4 separate regions of the Homo sapiens genome follow, and regions 2, 3 and 4 are each linked to region 1. Evidence: chromatin loops called from intact Hi-C (ENCODE). Cell type or tissue: sigmoid colon. All regions are shown on one strand.

Region 1 (5,000 bases):
TGCACTACAGCCTGGACAACAGAGCAAGACTCTGTACAAAAAAAAAAAAAAAAAAAAAAAAAAAAAAAAACACACAAAAAGGTAGAGATCTTGAGCCTGAAAAGAACTCAAGTATAGCAATGACCAGACCTTGGGTAGGTAATAATTAATCACCACAGAACTTTGAACAGCCTCCACTCCAAAGCTCTTCCCACTTAGGGGATTCTGTGTCCCTGCATCCAGAAAAGGGACAGATATAGAAAGGGAGGATGCGGTCTCACCGGGCCATAAACATGTGAGTGGGCGGAGGCAGTCTTGGAGACTCTGAATATACCTTCCGGGGGTGGAGGGAGTCAAAGGAATGCTCAGGCTCTCTTTCGTTTTTCTTCTCTGTCTTGGGTAAAAATGACGTGTTATAAGCACTCGAGCTCTGCTCTTCATTTTTATAGAGTGGCTAAGTCACTGACCAGATTCGTTTCCGAAGCAAAAGCGATATAGAGTGTCAGCACGCGCCAAAAACACGCTTGGACTCTTGGCCAGGAGAACACAGCCTGTGTGTCCACAGGGAGAACGAAGAGGCCAAGTTATGTTTGGAGGGCTGCCTCCGATTTCTGGTGCAGTCTTTTCACGTCCACAGAAGTCACTACCCAAAAAACTCGAAGCCTGTCCTCCCCTTCTCCAGGCAGCCCCTGCTGGCCAAGCGAGGAGCTCTTGGACGCAGACCAATCCGATACTCAGCAGAAGATCCAGGGGTGCAAGGGTCGGGAAGGGGCTGACGGGGAATGGTGTGTCTTCTTGCCGGATCATTTCTCTCCTCTGGCGTTCAGCCAAGGAAATGCGGTTTGCAGAGCCAACCGGGTCCTTCTCTCTCCAAATCACATTGCTCATGATTAGGGAGAGAAAGGCCGAATCTTCCTCCATGGCCCTGGAGTCCTCTCCACCCACTCTCTCTACAGAATCAGATCATCTGGGTAATTTTTAAAGTGTAGTATGTGGGCCAGCTGGAACTAGTTGCCTCTTCCTGGCCAAATGCTTGGGGTTTCTTCCAGCCTTAAGCCTGCATGCTCCCTGTGCTAGGGAGAGCAGAGAGGCATGGCCAGGACTGGGAATGAGGGTGTTGCTAGCCAGACTTCCCAGCAACTTCCTGAGTTTGGAGCAAGCCAGAAGCGTGATTTTTTGGTGAGGCTGGCTGGCCCCAAGAGGTAGGGCACTGGGCGCTGTAGCCCAGCACTTCTCTAGAGCCCAGCAGAGTCTAGGTATCCAGTGCTTGAACAGTCTCCCTGGGCTGCCCAGGCCAAATCTAGGTACGAAGCGTTAAAAAAGTAAGATGATTTTCAGGGAGAAACAGATTGGCTTTCTCCAGTCTCTTCCATCTCAGAGTGTCCTGAGCCCCACTCAGAGGGCCTGGTGGACCCGAACTTTATTCTAGAAACTAGGCTAGTTAAAGAAGGCATTGTCAAGCCAGAAGCTGCCTCGGAGTCTTGGCAAGTGTATTAACTCAGTATGAAATAATATAAACAGAAAAGAACAATATTCTGTTTTCTCACTCCAGGCATTCTAGAGGCTGACGATTAGAATTCATTTGGGATGGGCCACAGCTTTCAAAAGTAAGTTCTGTGTATTTAAAAGATCTTTAGATTTGAAGTTCTGAAGAGTGGGGGCTGCCTGGTGTGAACGCTCTAAACCCTATTGTGCTTCGGCGGCTCAGAAAAATTCAGGAACAATAATATCCCTTAGAGGAGGAGAAGGAACTGTGTGAAATACACCATTTATCTCCTTTCGTGCACAAAGGCATATACATAAGCATATACAAAAACACATCAATTTATACATTCTTTTCCGGGGAGTCCTGCAACGTTTCCCAGTCATTATTTATATTAATTAATGTGGGTTTGGTTTCGAAACTGCTCAGATTAAGAACTCGAGATATTCTAGAAAGTAAATAATCCAGCTGTTGCCTACCACAGAGAGCCCTGAGCACGGATGCATAAGCTCTGGATTTGGCATGTAAACGGGGAGGCTTCATGCGTCCGTGGCGTGGTTCCAAGCCCCATGACCAGCCTCACTTTTGCAATTGAGAAACTGGAATTAATTCTCCCATCCTCCCCGATGCACAGAGATGTGTTCAGGATAAACCGAGTCATATTTCATAAGTTCTGGGTGCTAAAGGGGAAAGAAAGATAGTATTACGAAGACACTGGCATCACGACGCCCACTTCTGGAATGAGCCAGTCTGTTGAGCATTTACATAACAAAATAGCAATGTACTTTCCATGCCATAGCAACCCTGGAAGAAAACTGCGAGGTGGAAACCCTGGACAATTTGTATGAGGATTCTTGAAAATCTGAGATAGACAAACGCATTCTGAGAGATCAAGCTTGCTTATAAATGTTGGTTCATAACAATGTAATCTACATATGTGAATCTCAGAAAGTACCTTTCTCCTGGGAATTTCTTTCAGAAAAACAATCTTCTTTAGTTTACTGTTTTTAAACCTTTTCCCCCTTCAGGGATACTTTACCCTCTAGACTTGCCAAAGAGCCATTTCCTAATATATCCTAGAGAATACATGATTTCATTTTTCCACAGATGCATTTCTATACACCTGGTATTTCAGTTATTTATTAACCATGCCTAGTTTTGTAGTTTCTAGCTTTGTATCTTTGAAGTCATTAAAACTTAATAGGAGAATTAATCATAAAAGAAATCTATCAAACACAGTTGCCAAGCACTTTTTTCCCCCTGACTGACATCTTTAAGATGTATTTGAATGTTATTTATTTCATCACACCCAGGGAATAAAAAAAACATAACTTGCAGCTTCCAAGTTCAGAGAAAGCATAAAAATGTGATTTACTATTTATTGTACACTTAGTCGCATGCATATTATATATTGCATGTTAATCTTCAACTGGCTAAGTTTAGCAAATTTGACAACACTACTGTTTGCTAGAGAGGAAAAAGAGTCGACATCTGTTCTCTTCCAGATATGAATCCTTCTTGGAAGGAATCAGAAATACTCGCAGGCCTTCTAGTTTCTGGGTAAACTGATAGAACACAGGCTCTTTAACTGGACAGTCAAACCACAATGCCCCCTGGTGGTGAAATCATGCATATACACATGTAAGTGTTTGCACCTTGTGAATATTTTTAAGAAGAAATCTTATTTCTAATGGTGTGGAAATGTTCTTTCAGTTTTAAAAATGCAAAGACAAAGATCATGGCACATCAATTATGCTTTTAGAGAGAAAATAAAGAATCGCTTTGCTGTGAGTAAAATTAAAGATGCATTTAGTTTATCAAAATCACCTTGATCAAAAAAAAATTTTTTTTTTTTACAATAAGGAATTATATTTAAATTCCACACTGAAGATCTGGAGTATGGGGGGGATATAGGAATTTCAGCATATGTATTATCTGAACTAAATTTACAAAAGTGGAACAGTTGGAAGGTACTTATAGGTAGACCTGAGGGTCTGTTACCTTATTTTCAGTTCAGTGAAAATGAAATGAGAGCAGATTCCAGATTTTACCAGCGGATGGAAGACTCCATCTTCCCATCATGCTCTCAGCATGCACCTCTGATAAGCAGCTTAAAGGGAATTTCCTGGGGTCAGACATAAATAGAGATTCTCAGGTTCTCTTAATCCAGACACACATCGCTTGCGAGTTAGGCCTCATAAATCTCAAAAACAGTCAGCAACATATGAAAGGCAATGTTGTTAGAAGGCTCAAATACATTAAATGGGAACGTCTGAAACATGGACTCATTAATCATACAAACACTGCCGAGGCTGTGTAGTAATCAAAGATCGCAGCACCTTCCTTTCTTAGACAGCATCTCATTTCGCTCCTTGCTATCGCTGGAAGCAGGGAGGCCCAGAATAGAAAACGCCATTGCCTTCCTTCTTCACCTAAGGAGGAGCTCAGCCATTAACAGTTACGAGTCATACTGTAAGTAGAGCATGAAAAAAATCACCAACGTATCCCAGCCCCCTTTTCGAGATCTGCTGGCCTTGGCAATGATGACTTTTTTCTGATGCACAACATTTTAAGACACTTGCCCAGTGTCATAGACATCACTGCCAAGACATGTCATCAAAGGATATTGGAATGAAAACAGAAGTCCATGCTGAAACTTGTGGACAACACAGATGCTCATGGCAGCATTATTCATAATAGACACAAAATCCATGAACTAATGAATGGATACACAAAATGTGGTATATCCATACAATGGCGTATTACTTAGCCACAAAAAGAAATGATGAACTGGTAGATGCTGTCGCAGGGATAAACTTTCAAAACATGATGCTAAGAGGAAGAAACCAGACACAAGAGACGACTAACATATCACTCTATTTATATGAGGTACGCAGAATAGGTAAATCCATAGAAACAGCAAGTAGATTGGTTAGTGGTTGCCAGGAACTGGAGAGAGGAGGTATTTGGGGTGATGACTAAGGGGTCATTTTCTTGGGTTAATGAAAATGTTCTAAAACTGATTGTGATGGTGGATGCAAACTCTGAATACACTAAAAGCCATTGAATTGTACACCTTAAGCAGATGAATTATATGGTAGGCACATTATATATCAATAAAACTATTAAAGAAAATGAAAAGGATATTGGAGGGCTAAGGGCAGATAGGCCCTGCAAAGCTCCAGTGGATGTGTGCCTGGGAAGGAAGACAAGTATAAAGAAGAGAATAGCATTAGCATCCAGAGAAGTTGGCTAAAACCCTGAGTCAGGCTACGATACAATTCTTACTTTTGCAAAGGGGATAAGACTCAGGTCCATGCCCCCAGAAACCTTCTACGTTAACTCTGAGAGGAACCGAAATCTGACGATGGGCAGGTGGGACCACAGTGGTTTTCACCTTTCATTGCCACCCCAACCCCACCGCAACATCCTTCCCCACCATGGAGCCTGATTTCATTAGCCCAGGGCATCGCTAGTTTCACGTAACTTCTCAGATTCCAGCAGTTTGGGAGGCTGAGGTGGGTGGATCACTTCAGGT
Region 2 (5,000 bases), 100 kb before region 1:
CCAGATTTTATAATATCAGAGCCATGCCATTAGCCCCGACGGTTTGATTATGATACATCCCTAAGTTAGATTTCTGTTTTCCACATCTCAGACCTAATATAAAAACTAGCACCCCATACCCACATATCTGGGTTCACTTTAGGAGAAGGGGCAACAGATATAAACAGACTTTCAGAACTCACACAGAGAGACTAGTCAATAAATGCACTGAGCAATTTTTTCAAGCAAAATTTAAAATTAATATGTCCAGGTAAGACAGCTTCCTTCCCACCCCAACACTATAGCTTTAAAGGAATGAGTATTGTAGGTGACCTTTTATCTTTTAAATAAGAATTGAGCTCCTCGTTCAAAGACAGATTTGTTCTTCCTTTGATAGAAGAAGAAATAGTTATCTCCTTTAGTATACCACCTTCAATATTCTTACACATGAATAGTAATGAAATTGAATCTTTTTTTCCCCCTCTATGGATAGGTTTTGTGGAAAAATTAAATGCCACATCTAACCTTCTAGTGTACTTCATATCTCTGGGAAGAATTATGAAAAGGAGGGTAAAAGGGATCTTTATCACAAACTGAATTAACGCACAAAGTACTCCATTTGGAAGGTATATCAAGCGAATCCATTAAAAACCCTTCAAAGGCACCAAGTGAGGACACCTTGAAAATGAAGCAGGGACCTTGCCACAGACCAGCAAAGAAACCTTGCTGAAGCAGCAGTCTTTCCAGCGAGATCGCAATCGGACATTCAGCGGATTCGCAGAGCTACCTTCTGCTAAATAAAGGTCGTTTGCGTCACTGTTACTTAAAGGGGGGTGGGGGTGGGGGCTCTGAGCCTGTTTATTCTATGCTACCCCCTACACACGCACAAGCTCTTAATAGAGAAACCTGGTAATTAATCACTAAAGCAAGAAAAGGTTGAAATTAGACAGAAACTAAAAACACGCACATTTTTAAATCACAGGGATTAGCAGATAGCTTTGGAAAAAATATTTTCATTTGCATGGTATAGCTTCCTGTACTTTGGACCCACCTCACCCCTTTGTTTTCCAAACGAAACTATATTTTTGATAGCCCAGACTGACAAGGCAAGGCAGAATGCAAACTTGGAGTAGATGTCCAAAGACAGGCTGCATTTTAAGAGTGACAGGGACCAGGAAGCCCCCAAGAGCCTGCCTGGTGAAGCCAGGGAATCACTGTCTCCTAGGAGGGGTATGAGGAGTCTGGGAAAAAGAAAAAAAAAGAAAAGAAAGAAAGAAAAAAAAAAACCTCAGAGGCATGTGACTTGACCAGAAAACATTTTTTTTTTTCTTTTTTAAGTCACATGCCTGGACTTTTACTTAGAAAATAGGACTATCGCTTTAAAAGCAAGATTCTTCCACTCTCCTGGTGGGGAAGCATATAGCTATTTCAGTGTTTCCTCTCTGAGCAAGAAAATAAAATACATCAGTGCTAAGCCTCCCCTTGAAAATGAGGTTATCAAAGAAAAGCTTAAAAAACAAAAACCAGAACAAAAAAATAACTTGGCAGTTTTACTTTCAAGATGCAAACACCAAAAACCTGTCAGGAAACAATGATATCTATCAACACTTCCTAGTTTTCACCAAATATATTTTAGAGAAAGGATAGAAAGATTTCAAATATAACCTTCCCCTGCCCCTCTGTAATGTTTGTCTTTAAAAATAAATCTGGTGGGACAGAAAGGTATTTGACATACTGTTTAATAACTAATTTTTCTATCATTTTAATAAAACTCAGCCTTTAAAAAAGGGTCCCAAATATGAAGAATCAAATATGCTCCCCAGACATGCTAGATTATTTGTCATAAAAAGAGTAGAGATTTTATTGCTGCTAGTTAAATCGTTTCGAGCATATAGGAAGTTTCCGAGGTCAGACCATTCATGTGCCCAGATTTGGAATTTAAGACCACCTGACCCTTTGTCATTTCTATAAAGGCTAGAAAAAATAAAGGGAGGGAACAGATACTTCAACCCAGGAACCCCTGGAGGGCAGGCGACCCCGGCTTTAGTTGTCCTGGGTCCGCAGTACTCCAAATGAGCAGCTGGGAACTGTAAAGGTCCCGTCATGTCAGTAATGCCTGTTCCCTTTGAAACCAAGGGTGGACGCCAACTGACAGGAAGATGGAACGGGTTGGTGACCCTGCACTTGACCCTTCCACAGTATGGGTCTGCAGAAGTCTGACGAACTTACCTCACTTAACTCTTTCTGGGCATTTCTGCACAGAGTGGCTCTTGAACCTCCCAACAGCAGGGAGAACTCCGGTTTCCCTGCTGAAAGGGAAAACACTGTGGCCAAGTCGCAGCTTTATAAGGCAACTTCCACTCTGCCTGGGGCAAGAGCACAGAGTAAGGAGACAGTTATGTAGCACAGGCATTTGGGGGATTCAAACAGACTTGCAATCTGGTTTCATAAATGGTAAGGGCTTTGAAAGAAAGCAAAACAGGATAGACCTCATTATTCTGCAGTAGAGAAACTGGCCTTTTAAGCTGAACCTCATGACTGTATCAGCATCCTGGTCCTGAGTGTATTTTCACAGTTCTTTTCTTTGTTCTGTCTCATGCATGGTGTATTTCTGCTTAGATTTACCAGGAAGGGCCCCGTGGCATGGTCAACGTACGACCTCTCTGGGTTTCAGGCACTCTCAGGCTTGGAGAAAGCCACATCACATCATATCAAATGCACTAAAATGGTTCCATCTCCCACATTCAATATCACTGAAATCTAATGATATAAGATTTGTGTTGCGGTTGACTAGTGACATAATATTATGTTTTGTAGGTATTTAATTATACTTTGATAGATTTTAACTTTGCGATTTTCTTTCCATAATTCAGAGCCAGCAATATTTTTACAGGTCTCAAACATGTGTGCAGGTCCCCGACAAGCTCTTGTACCCTAAGCCCTGCAGGTACCTATTGTACCCGATAGAAAATCCAGCCCTTTTCCGTGGCACCAAAAGACACGCTCCAAAGAGAAATGACAAATATGAAAATGCAATGAAACACCCTGACACAGCACACTCTGCCCTTGACCAAAACAAACACACACACACCCTACTCCAGTTTTTCTCTTAAGGGCCCCTATATCCTCCTTCTCTGTAGACAGCCAAAAAAAAAAAAAAGAAGAACAAATGAGTCACTCCTCTTACGCCAGCTGAATGCCTCGGATGGTCATTCTTTGGAGACTTCTCCGGGTCTAAGACAACAGTTCACACTCTAAGACCCTTTGGTTGGTTTCAGGTGTAAGACTTTGCTAAATTACAGCCCTTAGCACCAATAAAAATCTTTATAACAATTTTTGAAAGATTTTTGAAACAATTTGTGCTTAATTATCATTGGACAAATATATGCAAAGATAAGCTGACAACTTTCCAAACTCTTCCATCGTCTCTGGACTCACAAACAAAAGGGAAGAGAAGTAAATGATGTAAGCGTATTTCATTTACGTACTCACAGGAGCCCCGATTCTTACAACTATTTTGTATATATTTTTAATATAGTTTATTAAATATTGTATTTGAAAATATAAACCGCTTTATTAAAGTAATTAATGTTTTTATAATAAAATATGAAGTATTTTATTAACTGTGTATTTATTGTGTTTTCTGTTTTCTCATTTTGTATTTTAACTAATTAATAAAATCAACTTTTCATCCAATCTGAATCATTCCATTTCTGGCAACTCTTCCACAGCCCCTTGGCCACCATTTGCATTGTTCTGAGAAGTGGGGAACTCTATTCAGTTCACCAGGTTGTGGGCAGACAGACAAAAACAAAAACAGAGTCTGCCCATTAGTCCTGCACAAAAATGATCATTGGACATAATTAATCAGCGATGTGAACCGCTGTGGACATAAAAGACAATTGTCTTTTCTCCCCAACAATCCCTGCCCACTCAAGTGTTCAGGTACTCAGTTACATTCAACACAGGCTAATTCACTTATCCTCAACAAGTGGGCTATTGATTTTTGCCTGTTTTCAGAACAGCCTGTGGCTTTCTGAATGACAATAGCGTCCCCTATTTAAAAAAAAAAAAAAAAAAAAAAAACTGCAATTCTGGGGAAATGCCCTTTCAGTCGTCCTAATCGGGCTGGCTTCACATTTGTCTGGATGTGTTCACATATTCAACTTCGTGTCACTGATTTTCGCACCATTCTTTTCTCCTTATTCCTGCGGAATGTGGCATATTTCTTGTCTTTTTAAGCTGACAGGTCAACAGGATTTGCTTTTGTTCAGAGGGGCTCATATGAAGGGTACAAGAAATTCCCGGACATAGCAGGAGCAGGGCATCAAGCACCCTTTTTTTTTTCTTTCTTTCTTCTCTTGGTCATCAACTTCTGAAAAGCATGTAGCCCACATTCTAATTTTCCAAAAGAATAAATCCAAAGTAACCGTTTCCTTTGTACTTCTACATTAATAGTAAATAGCATCCTTCTTATAAAAGAGAAACAATTTTAAAATGATGTAAAATTTTAAATGTGCTAAACTTTTTAAGTGATTGCACCAAATTAAAAAAGAGACTACAAAGAGAGCCAGTTTTTGTTGAAAAGAAGTATGTGTTTTTACATTAATTATATTAAGTTTTAATAATAGCCCAGTGGTAAATTTTGACTGTGTTAACGAAACCATGATGATTGGTTGTGGACTAGTAGTTTGATAGCCATAAATGTTAAGCGTAAACTGAACAGTGTCTTTAATTTGGGAGGGCATCCCTCGTAGCAGAATGTGTCTCCTAACTAGTATATATTTTGACAATAGGCATTCGAGAAGCTGCAGTACTACTCCAGCCAAAGCTGCCCATTCAATTCAGATGCTGAGTCTATTACAAATGCGCATGTTTCAGCTTCTTGCTCCATGCAAGAGGTATTTGAACTTGCATATTAATTATAGGGCCAAATATGGTGCTGGAAAAAAAGAACAACACACACACACACTCCACTTAACCAGGGGAAAGGTTCAATTTAACCATGAGTGCCCCAACAT
Region 3 (5,000 bases), 1.6 Mb before region 1:
AAAATTGACAAATGGGATCTAATTAAACTAAAGAGCTTCTGCACAGCAAAAGAAACTACCATCAGAGTGAACAGGCAACCTACAAAATGGGAGAAAATTTTCACAACCTACTCATCTGACAAAGGGCTAATATCCAGAATCTACAATGAACTCAAACAAATTTACAAGAAAAAAACAAACAACCCCATCAAAAAGTGGGCAAAGGACATGAACAGACACTTCTCAAAAGAAGACATTTACACAGCCAAAAAACACATGAAAAAATGCTCATCATCACTGGCCATCAGAGAAATGCAAATCAAAACCACAATGAGATACCACCTCACACCAGTTAGAATGGCAATCATTAAAAAGTCAGGAAACAACAGGTGCTGGAGAGGATGTGGAGAAACAGGAACACTTTTACACTGTTGGTGGGACTGTAAACTAGTTCAACCATTGTGGAAGTCAGTGTGGCGATTCCTCAGGGATCTAGAACTAGAAATACCATTTGAACCAGCCATCCCATTACTGGGTATATACCCAAAGGACTATAAATCATGCTGCTATAAAGACACATGCACACGTATGTTTATTGTGGCATTATTCACAATAGCAAAGACTTGGAACCAACCCAAATGTCCAACAATGATAGACTGGATTAAGAAAATGTGGCACATATACACCATGGAATGCTATGCAGCCATAAAAAATGGAGAGTTCATGTCCTTTGTAGGGACATGGATGAGATTGGAAATCATCATTCTCAGTAAACGATCACAAGAACAAAAAACCAAACACCGCATATTCTCACTCATAGGTGGGAATTGAACAATGAGATCACATGGACACAGGAAGGGGAATATCACACTCTGGGGACTGTGGTGGGGTGGGGGGAGGGGGGAGGGATAGCACTGGGAGATATACCTAATGCTAGATGACGAGTTAGTGGGTGCAGTGCACCAGCATGGCACATGTATACATATGTAACTAACCTGCACAATGTGCACATGTACCCTAAAACTTAAAGTATAAAAAAAAAAAAAAAAGAAAGAAAGAAAGATCATCTAAGATTAACAAACACATAAATCCTAGATGTAGTAATGGAATCTGGGTCAGTCTAGCTTCAGAGCCCATGAGTACAACCAATGGACACTGTCCATTGCAAGAGTTTTTCGTTTGTAACCAACATCAGTCTCTTAACCAGGTATCACTGCATCTATCCTCATCATAACTGGTGAGAGAGTCAGGACCCACAATAAGGTATCCATTTCCGGAATGAAGGCAGTGAGGTACTGAGATCCATTTATTCACTCATCAAATATTTGAGTGTTTGTTGAATGAGTACAGTGGGCAAAATGCCACATTTGGTAATGAGGATGACAATACTTATGGTCTTAGACTAGAACCTGTTAAAGTGTTCCTAAGGCTTGATGACATGTTAAGTGGGACCAGTGTCCTTAGTGCTGGCCTGAGTGCCAAGTTCTGTGTTCCCCTTGGCCATCTGTATGGGAGTCTTGTCATCTAATAGAGAAACCTCTGAACATGCTATGTCTCCTTTGACGGATCCCTTCCTCCTCTGAGCCTCCCTCTCTCACTAAAGAACAATAAGGCTGCATTCAATAATTTCCAAAGTCTTTCCAGTTTTCAGGTATAATTCCGCATCCCACCTTAAAAAAAATATGGTTTCTTATGACACAGAGGGAAAGACTAAATCACACAAATGAAACAATGAGTGAGAAAAGTGACATCACATGTATGAATCAATTTGTATTCAGTTCAAAAACAGGCAAAACTAACCTATGGAGCTAGAAATCAAGATACTCATTACCCTTGGAGCAGAGGGTAACTGTAAGAGTGAAAGAAGGATGCTCCTTTAGGGACCAGATGCATTCTGGGTTTTAATGTGAGTGCTGTTTCCACCTGTATATTCACTTTGATGTTTTGCCAACCTGTATTTTTGCCAATTTGGGCTCTTTTATTTATGTCTTTAAAAATACCTTCATAAAATAAATTCAAACAGAATCTAAAGAGAGTGGTAGGGTAGGAAGTGCTTCTGGCGGCATCAGAAAGAGGTCAGGAGCTCCTGACTTACTTTGTGACCAAGGCAAGTCAACTCACCTTCCCTGAGCTGTGGGAGGTCACTCAGGGCAACCGCCTTATTTTACAGATGAATGCCAGAAGGTCTACGCAATCAGCACTGGGTGGCTTTTCCCACTTCTGAGCTTGGATGGGTAGAGGACAGGCTGTGCCTGCAGCATATACCCTGGAGCCTGGAGGCCTTGGAAGGAGCACACTATCCTGAGTATTCAACAGGTGGCAGTCTTTGCTCAGTGTCAAGATGCTTTGGGTCCGCAGGGCTGCTTTTTAAAGGCAGAATTAGCTAGGACGCTAATCTTGAGGAGAAAGGTTTCTCTATTTCCCGGGGTGGGGGTCTTATCCCAGGAGGTCCCAACTCAAATATTCCTGCTCCTAGCCATTCTATTTAGGGTTCTCAGTTCTTCCAGGAGGAGCCTGAGACAGGAGGCTCCCCAAACCCCATTCTATGGAGCAGTTTGCCCCAGCCATTGAGCCTGCCTCTACTGGGGGTCATGGGCCTCACTCAGGGTCTTCCTTCTTGGGGGTATATCTTTGAAAACAAGAGAGAGAGAATTTTCTGGGAACCTGGGTGAATGCTCCAACAGAGAAGGGAGTGTGAATATTTCATTAAGGTGGCTCGAGGTATTACACAACATTACAAAACCAAGTGTGTTGGCAGGAATCTGACAAGCACATTTAAATGGGTGAAAATAGCAGGAAAAGAGGCCCAGAGTGGGGAAAGACTCAGGGAAGGCCTCTGTAGGGCCCTGAAGGGAGGGACCAGCCCTTTAGGGTCTCCTGCCAGGTCTATGTGAAGTAGCCTCCATCACCATCTGCCCTCACCCCAAGCGCATTCCAAGGTGACGGTGCACTCGGTAATGGCAGGACAGGGGTGACATTCAGCAGCTCACGAACTTCTACCCTCAGACTGGGTAGTTCTGGAGGATGGGGAGTTCTCACGCAATACCTCCTTGGTTTTGACCTCTCAAAAGGGCTGGAAGAGGCTTAAAACTCAGAGCTACTCCAGGAGGCTGCCCTAGAGTCTCAGATGTCTGGATTAAGTGATAGTCGAGGCTGGAAAAATATACTGAGACCTATTTGTTAAGGTTGTTGTGAGGTTGGGGTATACCATGGGGTTCAACGCTTCTCTCTAGTTGATGGACAAGAAGGAACAAAGGCCTCTTTATTTAAAGCATTGAAGATTTTCTCCTCTGTGTCGTATCTCATCATGTTTTCTTCTATAAAACAAGCCTATTTCTGCGGAGATAATGAAAAGAATAATATAAAAACATGCATTGAACTATTATAGGACCAGATACTCTACTAACTTTGCACTTCTTATTTTTTTTATAAAGCACTGAAGTACAAACTATTACTATCCCCATTTTACAGATGAGAACATAGAGGCTTAGAGAGGTTAAATAACTTGCCTAAAGTCATGCTCCTAGTAGATGTCAAAAAGGAATTGAAATCTAGGCCTGTTTGAATCCAGAGCCCACATACTTTATCTTTCTTGGTTGGAGAATGTGTCAAAAACCTCCCTGAATTTTTCAACTCACTCATAATCCAAGGGAGGTGTGGTGGAGGGGAATTCATGGAACAAGACAAAGAGTAAAGACATTGGAACAAGAGAAAACCTGGGTCATTTATAAAGTATGTCTCTTGTTCTGAGCACTTGGGAAAGCAACTTTACTGTGCAGAGCCTCTGTTTTCTCTAGTTGCTGTGAAAATGAATTGAAGAACTATCTGTAATGTGACAAACCTGTTATCTGGCATGAAATAGATATTCAATTAATGTTAAAGCCCTTCTTTTCTTCCAGCTTCCCTGCACCTGACTAGCTAGATCTAATTATCTTACAGGGTTGGTTCCTTCTTCCCAGGAAGAGTTTCCTCAGAGAGACTGCAACTGATGACTCTAAACCAGAGCTATGTAACTGTTGGATGTTCTCTGCCTGCACCTTGAACTCCCATCTCAATACTTAATTACATTGTACTGTACATTGTTTAATTATTTATATTTCCCTCTATGACTGACAACTTGATGTGGCAGAAAATGTGTCTACCTGGTTCACTATGGACTCCCAAACTAGTAGTAGAGAGACTAAAATGTTAGAGTACTAAATAAATATCTGTGGATGGATGGGTGGATGGATGAATAGGTGAATGGATGGATGGAATGATGGATGGATAAATGTATGGATGGAAGGATGAATAAAATGGAAGGATAGGTTAATGAACGGGTGGATGAATGGATGAGGAGGCCGGGGATGGAAAGACAGATGGATAGATGAATGGATGGAGAAATGAATGGATGGACTGATGAATGAATGGATGGATGGGTGGAAGTATGGATGAAATGGATTGATAGATAAATGGACAAATGGATAGACAGCTGGATAGATGAATGGATGGAAAAATGGATGGATGGGTGGTTAGATGAATGGATGAAATAGATTGATCACTGGATATAAAGGATGGTCTGCTTAAGTATCTCAATTTATAACATTGTGTCTATCTCACATGTATACACACCGGTGTTTTGGGGAATGTTGTCTGTTTACTATTAATTCCTTGGCTTTTATCATTGTAGGGATGCTTTTCCTAGGCAGAAGCAACACCCAAGGCTCTCTCTGCCTAAACAGATAAGAGCCATTCTCCAGTCCAAACCCACAAACAAAAGCATTTTCTAGATGTTTTTCTTCACATACTTCTAGGAAAAAAAAATCTCGCTGACAAGAGAGGATGCCAAACTCAATCACTCATTACAATGACTGTCCTCCACTCAGGAAGAGGGGCTGCTGACTTTTGAAAACTTAGATTTTTTTTTTTACAGTGTTGATAGGAAAGAGGGGAACTGATAGCCACTGATAACCAGGCTGTTAATTGCTCTGCTTATCAGAAGACGGTCTTTCATTGCCATGTGTATATGGGGAGCAGGTCGT
Region 4 (5,000 bases), 270 kb before region 1:
ACATGCAAAGTACTGCCTGATCCCAATTAGCTCAAACTTGTTTTTGCTTCTCTTTGTTTGTCGCCTCCTGCCCACCTTCCAGGGACTCCTCATTTTGGGTTATTTGTTCAGACTTCAACTCCAGACACACCACTGTGATTTCGTTTTTAATAAACACTATCCAGTGAGTAGCGGAAAACAATGAGAGGCACCTGCACTCTATTATAACTTCTCATTCCACCCACGAGTGCGGAGCTATGAATAAGTGAGAGCCCCACTAGTCTAAGAATAGTAACAGCGTTTTCCCATCAACACAGCATCCTCCAACTTCAGCTAACACAAGGGACAAAGTACCCTGCTGCCCGCCTCATTGTTTTAAATGAGGGAGGAATGTCCCGAGGGGAGCCAAATGTCTGCGCTCTGCAGCCAATGACTTACCCATGGGTGGGACCAGAGGATGGTCCATTCCAAGCTAGGAAACAGCTGAACATTCCTGAAACCTTAGGGATAGGGAGTGCTAATGACTGACAGTCCAGAAGCCAGAGCCAGAAGTTGTAGTAGAAGGAACATGGGGTGTGGAATCGGAGAACACAAACTCGGGCTCTACTTATTAATAGAACAAATATATATTAACTGCCCAACAAATGTTTAGGCACTGTTCTAGCGGCTTAGGATACCGACAAAATCGTCAAAGTCCCCTGCCCTCATGAAGCTTACAATCTAGCCACTCACTAGCCACTGAGCAAGTTACCTAATTTCTTTTTGTTTGTTTGTTTGTTTCTTTTGTTTGTTTGTTTTGCTTTGGAGACAAGGTCTGCAAAACAGACCTTGATGCCCAGGCTGGAGCACAGCGGCATGATGACAGCTTTCTGCAGCCTCAGCCTCCTGGGCCCAAGCAATCCTCCCACCTCCACCTCCTGAGTAATTGGGACTACAGCCATGTACCACTGCACCCCATTATTTTTTTGATTTTTACTTTAAGTAGATACAAGTTCACGCTATGTTGTCCAGGCTGGTCTCAAACTTCTGAGCTCAAGCAATCCTCCTGCCTAAGCCCCACAAAGCGCTGAGATTACAGGTGTGAGCCACCGCGCCTAGCCAACTTACCTAGGTTCTTTGAGCCTCTGTTCCCCTCCTGTGGAATGAGCTAAACATATGCCTATGCCCCAGTGGCTTGAAGCCTGGAATTAGCTAGTAGTAGCCATGCTGGTAATAACAATCACCACTTTTTTATTTGTTTGTTTAATCTCTTCCAAAGTATTTGTTACCTACAAAAGGGAAGATAATAACTTCACACTGCAGAACCCAGAAGTCATCACATTAACCAAATGATCAAGATTAACATTTCCAAGAAGAATTACACGTCTACTGGAATCAACCTAAATGTCCACAAATGACAGATTGGATTAAAAAAAAAGTAGTGAATATACACCATGGAATACTATGCAGCCATATAAAAGAATGCGATCATGTCTTCTGCGAGAACACGGACGGGGCTAGAAGCCATTATCCTCAGCAAACTAATGCAGGAAGAGAAAATCAAATACTGCATGGCCTCACTTACAAGTGGAAGCTAAATGATGAAAACTCAAGGACACAAAGAAAGAACAACAGACACTGGGGCCTGCCTGAGGGTAGAGGGAGAGAGGAAGGAGAGGATCAGAAAAATAACTATTGGATACAAGGCTTATTACCTGGGTGATGAAATAATCTGTTCAACAAACCTTTGTGACATGAAGTTACCTATATAACAAACCTGCACATGTACCCCTGAACCCAAAATAAAAGTTAAAAAAAGAATTACAGGTCCAATTAACATTTCCAGTAAGAACACACATATACACTAATAATCCCTTGGTAAAATACACTGAGAGGGAAGTATCATTTTTGTACTATTCTTTTCAAAAAAATGGTTTTTATTGTAGTACAATGTATGTAACACAAAATTTGTCATTTTAACTTTTTTTTTGTGAGAGAGCTAGACTGAACTCGTTAAAGCTCACCTTTGCTGTGATCCAACTCTTATTTATTTATTTATTTATTTATTTATTTATTTATTTATTGTGAGACAGAGTCTTACTCTGTTGCCCAAGCTGAAGTGCAGTGGCACAATCTTGGCTCACTGCAACCTCCACCTCCTAGGCTCAAGCAATTCTCCTGCTTCAGCCTTCCAAATAGCTGGGATTACAGACACCCACCACAATGCCCGCCCAATTTTTGTATTTCTAGTAGAAACGGGGTTTCACCATGCTGGCCAGGCTGGTCTCGAACTCCTGACCTCAAGTGATCCGCCCATCTCAGCCTCCCAAAGTGCTGGGATTACAGGCGTGAGCCACCGCACCCAGCGCATTTTAAGCATTTTTAAGGATACAATTCCGTGGCATTAATTACACTCATGATGTTGAACAACCATCACTTCTATCTCCAAAACTCTTTCATCACCTCAAACAGTAATAACCACCTTTGAACATATATTTAGGTTGGGCATGCATGTTCTTCAACCTCAACAGAAGCTGGGGGTTGGATCACTGTGATAGCTTCCTAACTGGATACCCTGTTTCAGTCTTCACCACCTATCCCTTACCAATCCACTCAACACAGCAGCCAGAGCGATCTTTTCAAAGAGTAAGTCAGTTCCGGTCAGTTCTGTGTTCAAGACTATCCAAATGGATCTCCATCCCTTAAAATGCGTGCTCTGGCCAAATGCTAATTCTCTTCCCTTCATCCACACCTGCTGTGTTGCAGCTGGCTTACTTGCATGCCATGCCGGCTGACCTGAGGGCCTTTGCACGTGCGGTTCCTTCTGCCTAGAATGTTCTGCCTCCAGCAATCCCTTCCTTCATGTCTCTGCTCCAAATGTCACCTTTTTAGAGAGGTCTTCCTTGTACAGTCTCTATCAAACAGCACACATAATAATTCTTACGCTCCTCGCTCTGCCTATTTTCCCATAGCACTGATTAGCATCGGTGCCAACCGTCCACAGATGACGTCTCAGTACCAGGCACATTTAGCATTGCTCGGCTTGGGAGGAAAGAAGAGTTTCCCCTTTGCCAGCGGACGCCATGTCCAGCTTCGCCAGTAGAGGGCGCTGCAGGGACACTGGCGCAGACGGGTTCTGGTGCGAAGCTCCCATAGGGGCATCTCCCTGTGGGCGGTTCACTTCGGGGAGGGGGGGAGGGGGCGGGAGTTTCCCGGCACTCCACCCCTGCAGGCTGATTTCCAGAGACTTCCTTGGTAGGCACCTCCCACAGACGTCCTTCCCTGGCACCACAGAGAGCGGTTTCCCAGTGAGTCCCACCTTTATGGGGGCTTCAGTGAGAACCTTTCTGCCATCCAATGGGCCATGGCCCAGTCCAGATCCCAGTCCTGGCCCGTGGGGACCCCAGATTTGCTCTTTCCTGGGTGTACTGCCCCATCCCCCATTGGTACTGGCTGCTCCCAAATCTGTATTCTTGGATTCTTTAGAGTTAAATTTTTTTTTTGTTTGAGACAGAGTCTCACTCTATGGCCCAGGCTGGAGTACAGTGGTGCAATCTAAGCTCACTGCAACCGCTGGCTCCCGGATTCAAGTGATTCTCCTGCCTCAGCCTCCCAAGTAGCTGGAACTACAGGAGCACACCACCAACCCCGACTCACTTTTGTATTTTTAGTAGAGACGGGGTTTCACCATGTTGGCCAGGCTGGTCTCGAACTCCTGACCTCAGTGATTGGCCCACCTCGTATTCCCAAAGTGCTGGGATTACATGCATGACCCACCATGCCCGACCTACTCTTTTTTATTTTATTTTACTTAAAGACACGGTCTCACTCTGTCACCCAGGCTGTAGTACAGAGGTGAGATCATAGCTCACAGCAGCCTCAACCTCTTGAGCTCAAGCGATCCTCCTGCTTCAGCCTGCCAAGTAGCTGGGACCCCCACATGCTCCACCACACACGCCCAACTACTTTTTATTTATTTTTATTTTTATTTTTTTATTTTATTTTTTATTTTTTGTAGAGACAGGACCTCCCTATGTTGTCCACACTGATCTCGAACTCCTGGACTCAGGCGATCCTTCCACCTTGGCCTTCCAAAGTGCTGGGATTACAGACAGGCATGAGTCACTGTGCTCGGCCTGATTCTCTTTACCCTTTAGTAGCCAAAACCCTGTTGTAGCTAATAATTCTTAATATTAAATCTTCCCTGTTAAAATTATGATATAGTTTCTGTCTCCTAACTGGATCCTGACTGATGGAGTAACAGACATGGTAAAAATAAATAAATAAATAAATAAATAAATAAATAAATAAATAAATAAATAAATAATGTGGGGGGTGGGTGGGAGGGATTACATTTGTTAATTACCCATTTTATCTCCATCTGTCACAGAATGCAAGCAAGGACTTTGCTTTGTTTACCACGATGTCCCCAATGGCTACAACATGTGCTTGACAGGTTACAAGCACTGGATAGGAAGGAAGGAGGGGAAGAGAGGGGGCGGAGCAAGAGACATTGTGAAAAAGAGAAAGGATGGAGGGAGGCAGGATGGATGGATGGATGGACAGACGGATGGACGATGGTGACTCCCCCCAACTCCCAGGTGGCATTACACGGGCTGTAACAGCGCCTGGTATATAGTAAGCACTCATGAAATAGTCATATATGAATCTCTTTGCAGCCCTTACATAATTTCCATTTAACCTTTCCATCCTTCCACCAATTATTTGGAATACCAAAATACCTCACTATCAAATGCCAGAGCCTTATAAAGATGGCCTTGTGGCCCCTGCGCCTACCCAACCCCAACAACTCTCTTGAAGAAAAATAACAACAAATTGACCAGAGACTGAAAAAGGAAAGCATCTTTGAACCACACCTTCTGGTGCTTGGTTTTATTCTGATGCTCAAAACAGAATGGAAACCGTCCTCCTCCCCTACACCATGGCGCAGCGTCAGCTTCCTGCTTACAAACAACGGCATTGGCGGGTCATGCTCTCCTTTCTCTTTGACTGGAAAGCCCTTCAGGGTCAGTACCTCATTT

What was found. A loop is a pair of places that touch in the nucleus more often than their neighbours do. Peaks named below come from ENCODE experiments on the same cell type or tissue, not always from the same donor. Only the 100,000 strongest peaks of a DNase experiment are listed, where the experiment ranks them.
Region 2: a loop joins it to region 1, with 2.1 times the contacts of the local background. A loop is called at or near these places in 7 of 110 quality-filtered maps.
Region 3: it touches region 1 in a loop (5-fold over the local background); 17 of 110 quality-filtered maps call a loop at or near these places.
Region 4: a loop joins it to region 1, with 5 times the contacts of the local background. A loop is called at or near these places in 76 of 110 quality-filtered maps.

Annotation. Positions count from the first base shown.
Region 1 is chr16:78,501,766-78,506,765 of GRCh38, reverse strand. The region is part of intron 8 of WWOX (WW domain containing oxidoreductase); the gene reads right to left. Among named protein-coding and RNA genes, the nearest start is that of WWOX-AS2, 4.2 kb to the right of the region's middle. In sigmoid colon, CTCF peaks have their summits at 669 (motif pointing left) and 3,075 (motif pointing left); DNase peaks (open chromatin) are centred at 585, 1,045, 2,005 and 3,055; H3K4me3 peaks cover 1,037 bases; H3K27ac peaks cover 861 bases.
Region 2 is chr16:78,605,784-78,610,783 of GRCh38, reverse strand. The region is part of intron 8 of WWOX (WW domain containing oxidoreductase); the gene reads right to left. It overlaps LOC105371354 (a long non-coding RNA gene), which reads right to left and starts at 2,307. Exons shown (of 2, transcript XR_001752380.2): 1 at 2,209-2,307. In sigmoid colon, no CTCF peak of the experiment used is centred here; a DNase peak (open chromatin) is centred at 2,293; H3K4me3 peaks cover 1,964 bases.
Region 3 is chr16:80,082,091-80,087,090 of GRCh38, reverse strand. The region is part of intron 2 of LOC105371357 (a long non-coding RNA gene); the gene reads right to left. The region is part of intron 3 of LOC105371358 (a long non-coding RNA gene); the gene reads left to right. Among named protein-coding and RNA genes, the nearest start is that of LINC01228, 260 kb to the right of the region's middle. RefSeq lists a silencer at 2,291-2,360. In sigmoid colon, a CTCF peak has its summit at 2,300 (motif pointing right); a DNase peak (open chromatin) is centred at 2,300.
Region 4 is chr16:78,768,816-78,773,815 of GRCh38, reverse strand. All of the region lies in intron 8 of WWOX (WW domain containing oxidoreductase), which reads right to left. Among named protein-coding and RNA genes, the nearest start is that of WWOX-AS2, 270 kb to the right of the region's middle. In sigmoid colon, CTCF peaks have their summits at 2,853 and 3,054 (motif pointing right); a DNase peak (open chromatin) is centred at 3,075.